Linked DNA regions of Homo sapiens: region 2 is linked to region 1. Evidence: chromatin loops called from intact Hi-C (ENCODE). Cell type or tissue: mammary epithelial cell. All regions are shown on one strand. Each heading gives the region's core, and the rest is flanking DNA. Links, peaks and the distances in the headings are about the cores only. Region 1 has its middle 5.1 kb from the start of IFNLR1. Region 2 overlaps IL22RA1 (interleukin 22 receptor subunit alpha 1).

Region 1 (2,890 bases), core at 157-2,656:
CAGAGAAAGACTCCATCTCAAAACAAAAACAAAAACAAAAAAAAAACAAAACAGAAGAAATGTGCACAATTGGCTCCTGAGCCTGTAGGAGCCAGCTCCAGCACACCACTGGGTGGACGAAGCCAATTTCCCTCACTGTTGGAGGACCCAACATCTGTGGCACCACAGCTGAGCTTTTCTATGTTTAGAACAAACCACATCCCAACCCCTAAGGGCCTATGGGGCTCATGTTAAAAGTCTCTGGTCCATGACTTGAGGCTCAAAATCTCTTATGCAGCTGTTGAAGGTTTTCACAATGTGGCCTCCATCCACCTTTTGAAGTTCCCCACTAGTTCTCTGTGTTCCGGCCACAGAGGCTTCCAGTTCCCTTCTTTCTCTTGCCCCCTGGCCTTTTCAAACACTGGTCCCTGTGGTGGGAATTTCCTTCCCAGGCTTATCTTCCGCTAGTCTTCCAACAGGCCCCTATTCTTGATTCAGTCTCAGCTCACATGCCACTTCCTCAGGGAGGCTTTCTTAACCACTGTCTTTGATTTGCTCCCAATCCCCATGTATGTCTCTGACTTAGCCCATTTTGCGCTGCTGTAACAAAATACCACAGAGTGAGTTATTTACAAAGAACAGAAATTTATTTCTCACAGCTCTGGAGGCTGGGAAGTTCAAGTTCAAGATGCCTTCAGGTTATGACCCAGTCTCTCTGCTTCCAAGATGGCACCCTGAATGTTTTGTCGTCTGAAGGGGAGGACACCGTGTCCTCACATGACAGAAGAGGAGAGAGAGAGAGAGAGAGAGAGAACCCATTCTCACAAGCCCTTTTTATGGACTCATTAATCCATTGATGATGGCAGAGCCCTCACGACCTACACACCTTCCATCAGGCCCTACTTCCCAACACTGTCGCATTGGGGATTGAGTTTCCAGCACATGAATTTTGAAGGCCACATTCAAACCATAGCAGTCTCTTTGATATGAATTAATCACAATATCATCATTTTTGTGCACTGAATATCTTACTTCTTGGATACAACTCTAATGACTCGCTCAGGGCCTGGCACATAGTAGGTGCTCAATGAACTGTGAGTAAGCAAACCTTTGCTGAATGGGGCTCAGTCAAACACAATTTCATATGCCCTAAACAACTCAGCCCCTCTCCTGGTTCTTATCTGCCACGCCTTAGCCACTCACTAAGTGTTTACTGACTTGAACTTGGCATATGACTCATAGTTAGAAGACCTCAGTGTTTCTTTCGAAAGTATAACTCCACTGTCATGCTCCCCTCCATAGCTGGGATTTTACAGTCTTCTGTTGTCCCCAAGAATAATGTTTAAAAAATAATGTGGCTGGGCACGGTGGCTTACGCCTGTAATCCCAACAGTTTGGGAGGCTGAGGTGGGTGGATCTCCTAAGGTCAGAAGTTCAAGACCAGACTGGCCAACGTGGTGAAACCCCATCTTTACTAAAAATACAAAAATTAGCTGGGCGTGGTGGCATGTGCCTGTAATCCCAGCTACTCGGGAGGCTGAGGCAGGAGAATCGCTTGAACCTGGGAGGTGGAGGTTGCAGTGAGCCAAGATCATGCCACTGGACTGCAGCCTGGGCAATGACAGCAAAACTCTGTCTCAAAATAATAAAATAAAATAAAATAATAATAATAATGTGCAACAGGGGAAACAAAACCACATTACTCTGTGTGTGTGTGTGTGTGTGTGAGAGAGAGAGAGAGAGAAAGAGGGAGAGAGAGAGAGAGAGGGAGTTCACAGCCTCTCCCTCTCCTGTCTACTAAGATAATTATGCGCAGGCTGGCAAAGTGTCCCATAGGACTGGGAAAAGGCAGGAGAGGAGGCAAAATGTAAAAGCCAATTGGGGCTGGGTTTTAAAAGTCAGTTTTGGGGGACATGTGGAGAGAAAAGGAGCAAGTGCAGGGACCAGCTGCTCTAAGAGCTGAATGTGAGTGTGAATATGAGATGTATGGAAAGAGAGGTGGAGAAAATGGATTTCCAAATTTTTGGCTCTGTGTCAGGACTGAAATTTCTTTTGGCATTTTCCCCCCCCAAGAAACTAAAGATTTTAAACCATTGTTGTTTTGACTATTATTCTTCTTGCTGTTGTTTTAATGTAATGCTGGAGGCAGGCAGGGCCCAGTACAAGAACAAGGAGATCATTTGTATGTGGGAGTGGAATTTAAGACTTTACCAGCTGCAAGAACACAAACTCTAAACTGACATAAGTGCAAAAGGAATTCTGCAAGTTCCCCAGATTGAGAAGTTCAAGGATGGATGTGGCTCTGGGACGGCTCTAGTGGAAACAGATTCTGATTGGCCTGGCTTGGGTCACATGCCATTTCCTGAGCCAATCGATGTGGTCAGAAGAATGGGCTACTGTCATTGGCCTCTCTGGGTAGAATGCCCATCCCGGGGGAGAGGGGTAAGGGAGTATTCTGATTGACAGCTCCTCCAACTATAGGAACTGGAGGAAGATTGGTTCCTCAGAGGAATGGAGGCTGCAGAGGCAAACGGCATACACCCACTGCTGGGTTGCAGAGGAGGAGTCCTTAGAGATCATCCCCACCAACTTCCTACCCTGAAAGTCTACCCTCTTCAACATCCTGGAGAGACCAGCTGGATGCTGCTGCTTGGACTCATTGGGGGACGAGATCCTGCTATCTTTTGGGGCTGCCAATTCTGTTTGTGAACAGTTCTAGTTAGGAACATCGCCCTTACTTTGACCTACCTCCTTGTAATTTACCCTAGTCATCTAATTCTTCCTTTTGGGGCCTCACAGAAGAAAACAAAGCCCTTCTCCCCATGCCAGCCTTTACAGATGTTAAGTCTCAAGATCCTTCTTGTAGATGGTGCACAGATGACAGCCAGTTTCCTGGTGTAAGAGCACCAGC
Region 2 (2,922 bases), core at 423-2,922, 72 kb before region 1:
GTGGAGGGGTGAATGGGCTGGGGGGGGCTGTCCAGGTAGACCCATCCCTCTGCACGGAGGTGTTGGGTCTAAACCAGTGACACCGAGGAGATGTTAAACATTAATTACCATCAGATAAGAACACCACCACCTGTCACTGTGTCCCAGGAAAGGGGAGGGGTGGGGAAGAGAAGAGGAGATGTACCTGGGAAGAGAAGGACACTGTCCACTCTGGGAAGGGTCCCTCTGAGGTGACTGGTGTTCCATCCTCTTTCTCAGAAATGTTCAGAAAAGGCTTTGGAGGGCAGGTGTGGTGGCTCACGCCTGTAATTCCAACTACTTGGGAGGCTGAGGCAAGACAATCACTTGAGCCCATGAGTTCAAGACCAGCCTGGGCAACATGGCGAAACCCCATCTCTACCAAAAATACCAAAAATTATCTGGGCATGGTGGCATGCACCTGTAGTCCCAGCTACTCGGGAGGCTGAAGTAGGAGGATCACTTGAGTCCAGGAGGTCAAGGCTGCAGTAAACTGTGTTCATGCCACTGCACTCCAGCCTAGGCCACAGGGTGAGACCCTTTCTCCAAAAGGAAAAACAAAACAAACAAACAAAAAGACTTTGGAGCAAGGTGACCAGGAGCACTTTTCTCTTGGGGACCCCATTAGGAGGCCTCCCCTCCTTAGCCTCCACTAGTCTCATCCTCCAAGAATCCAAGCAGGTGTGGAAAGCTTCCTCTCTCGATGAGGACAAAAAGCCCTAGGTTTGCACTCCAACTCTGTCACAGCCTCAATAGTGGGATCTCGGGTAGGTCCCCTCTCCCTCTGGACTTTGGCTTCCTCATGGTAGGGGTCGTCTGAGATGCAGTGATACGGAGGGTATGGCAGCAGTCTGAGAGCACAGAGTGTGCAACACTGCCTCTGTGGGGGATCAGGGAGGCTGGATGGACAGAGGCCGTCTGAGATTACCACTGCCACCCACAATGGCTTCTGCCTACGATCTCAGGGAGAAGGTTCCACATCATTTGTCTCTGAACTCTTGTCTCTAGAAGGCCCTGCAGTCCCTCCTCTTTCCCACCCCAGACCCCTCTGGCTTTGCCTGTCCTGAGGAAATCCAGGTCATTTAAGCCCATGAGAAAATGCCAGGTGTGTCTGAAGCCAATCCGAATTGGGGGAGGGGGTCACTCCTTGTGTAACGTAGTTTAAAAAAAAAATCACAACAGGAAATAGCTACCGTTTATTGGGCACTGCCCATGTACCAGGCACTATTAAGCACTTTAAAGACATGACTTCATTTCATCTTCACCACAACTCCATGAGGTAGGTGTTATGATCCCCACATTACAGATGAGGAAACCGAGGTTCTGGGCACTGATTTCATTTGTTTGAAGTCACACAGCTTGTGAGTGGTGAGGCTGGAATTTGAGCCCAGATGGGCTGAACCCAAGGCAGAGCTTGCAAAGTTGTGACATCAGTACAGTGTGTTATTGTACCCGTCCAGGGGCCACAGCCCTCACCTTCCTTTCAAACCCCATTCTCAGGATAGGGTCTGAAACTCCTGCCTGCAGAAAAGGCTTGTGTGTCTCCCTCCCTGGTGGACCTGCATTTCGCTTTGTTCTATCAGAGGAATGAAGCTGAAATCGTGCAACGTCAGGCAGTTGCCCTGGCTGGGAATGAGCTGCAGGCCACACCCCTCCCTAGAGTCCTGCCGTCCTGCTGGCCCTGGCCTTGGCAGAAGTGCAGGTTGTTCTGGTTCTGCCCAGCCTCCTTCTGGTTCTTTTCCAGGCCTGGTTCTTTTCCAGGCTCTCTTCCCACCTTTGAACAATGACAGAAGAGGCAGGGGCCTCATGCTCTGTCGAGCTAGATTGTGAAACTGGCCAGGAATGGGGCAAGGAGAGGCAAATTCCCTGAGCACTTTGAATCCATGGTGTTAGGAGGTGGGGCTCTGGACCTCGGGAGTTTCCCTGCATTTCCTCCTTGCACTGTCATTTCTGCCTTGCAGGGCTCAGCGAGCACGCGCTTGTCTACACAAGCTGCTCCCCAGAGCTCCCCCGCTGCAGTCCTTATCATGCTGCTTTGCTCCGGTGAGGAGCGCACCCATGGCAGGGGCCCTGCATGCCACTCCCTCTGCTTCTCTCAAGGGCACCCGTCTGAGGCCAGATCGCAGAGTGTGTGGCGTGGGCAGGCATGGGATTGACAGCCAAGGATGTGACACTGGGTAGGGACAGGGAGGAAGCACCAAGCCTTTCCCATTCCCCTCAGGACTCCCACTGCACAGTCAGGGCCAGGCCTCTGAAAAGAGAATCCAGTTCTGTGGGCTGCTCCAGGTCTGAGGTCTCAGGGGCTGGGCTCTTGGCTTCATCCTTGGGACACACAAGGGACTCCAGCAGGCCCCAGGGACTTGGACCTTGGTCCGAGGGGGAACATGGACGGGAAGGAGGTTGCAAAGGGAGGGACATGGGGTGGCCCTCGATCTGGACTGAGGAGAGGAGGGGGAGCTGGCCCTTTAGGTACTGTGGTGTCCCTTCCTCCCCACTGTGTAGCACATTTGGGTCAGATGTTCTGTCTGTGCAAATCCCCAGGGGCTGGTGCAATGATTTTGCTTCTTGGGATTCCTCCATAGCCAAGGAGGTCACCTCCTGCAGAGAAAGGCCACCTAACATGCAGCTTCCAGCTGGTGGCTCTTTCTGAAGCTGACCTTTAGGCCTAAGGTGTTTAGGACTAGAAAGTGTCCCAGTGGGGGAGTCTTTGCCAGAACCTTCCATGCATACCCCATAGGAGGGAGGCCAGCTGTCCGGAGTGGCTTGAGGGGCATAGGAGGAAGGCTGGACCTTAGAGATGGCCTGTGGGGCGTAGAATGGGAATTGAGCTTCGGGGGTCACCTGAGGTGCATAGGATGGGGGCCCGACCTCAGGGGCAGCGTTTGGGGCATAGGACAGTGGGGA

The links. Hi-C counts contacts between places; a loop is a spot of excess contacts. Peaks named below come from ENCODE experiments on the same cell type or tissue, not always from the same donor. Only the 100,000 strongest peaks of a DNase experiment are listed, where the experiment ranks them.
Region 2: it touches region 1 in a loop (6-fold over the local background); 2 of 110 quality-filtered maps call a loop at or near these places.

The regions. Positions count from the first base shown.
Region 1 is chr1:24,190,900-24,193,789 of GRCh38, forward strand. No RefSeq gene overlaps it. Among named protein-coding and RNA genes, the nearest start is that of IFNLR1, 5.1 kb to the left of the region's middle. RefSeq lists an enhancer at 509-598. In mammary epithelial cell, for the core only: no CTCF peak of the experiment used is centred there; a DNase peak (open chromatin) is centred at 1,182; H3K27ac peaks cover 1,547 bases.
Region 2 is chr1:24,118,570-24,121,491 of GRCh38, forward strand. IL22RA1 (interleukin 22 receptor subunit alpha 1) reads right to left here. Exons shown (of 7, transcript NM_021258.4): 7 at 1,202-2,922. The coding sequence ends at 2,236. Among named protein-coding and RNA genes, the nearest start is that of MYOM3, 7.9 kb to the left of the region's middle. RefSeq lists a silencer at 1,870-2,164. In mammary epithelial cell, for the core only: no CTCF peak of the experiment used is centred there; a DNase peak (open chromatin) is centred at 1,922.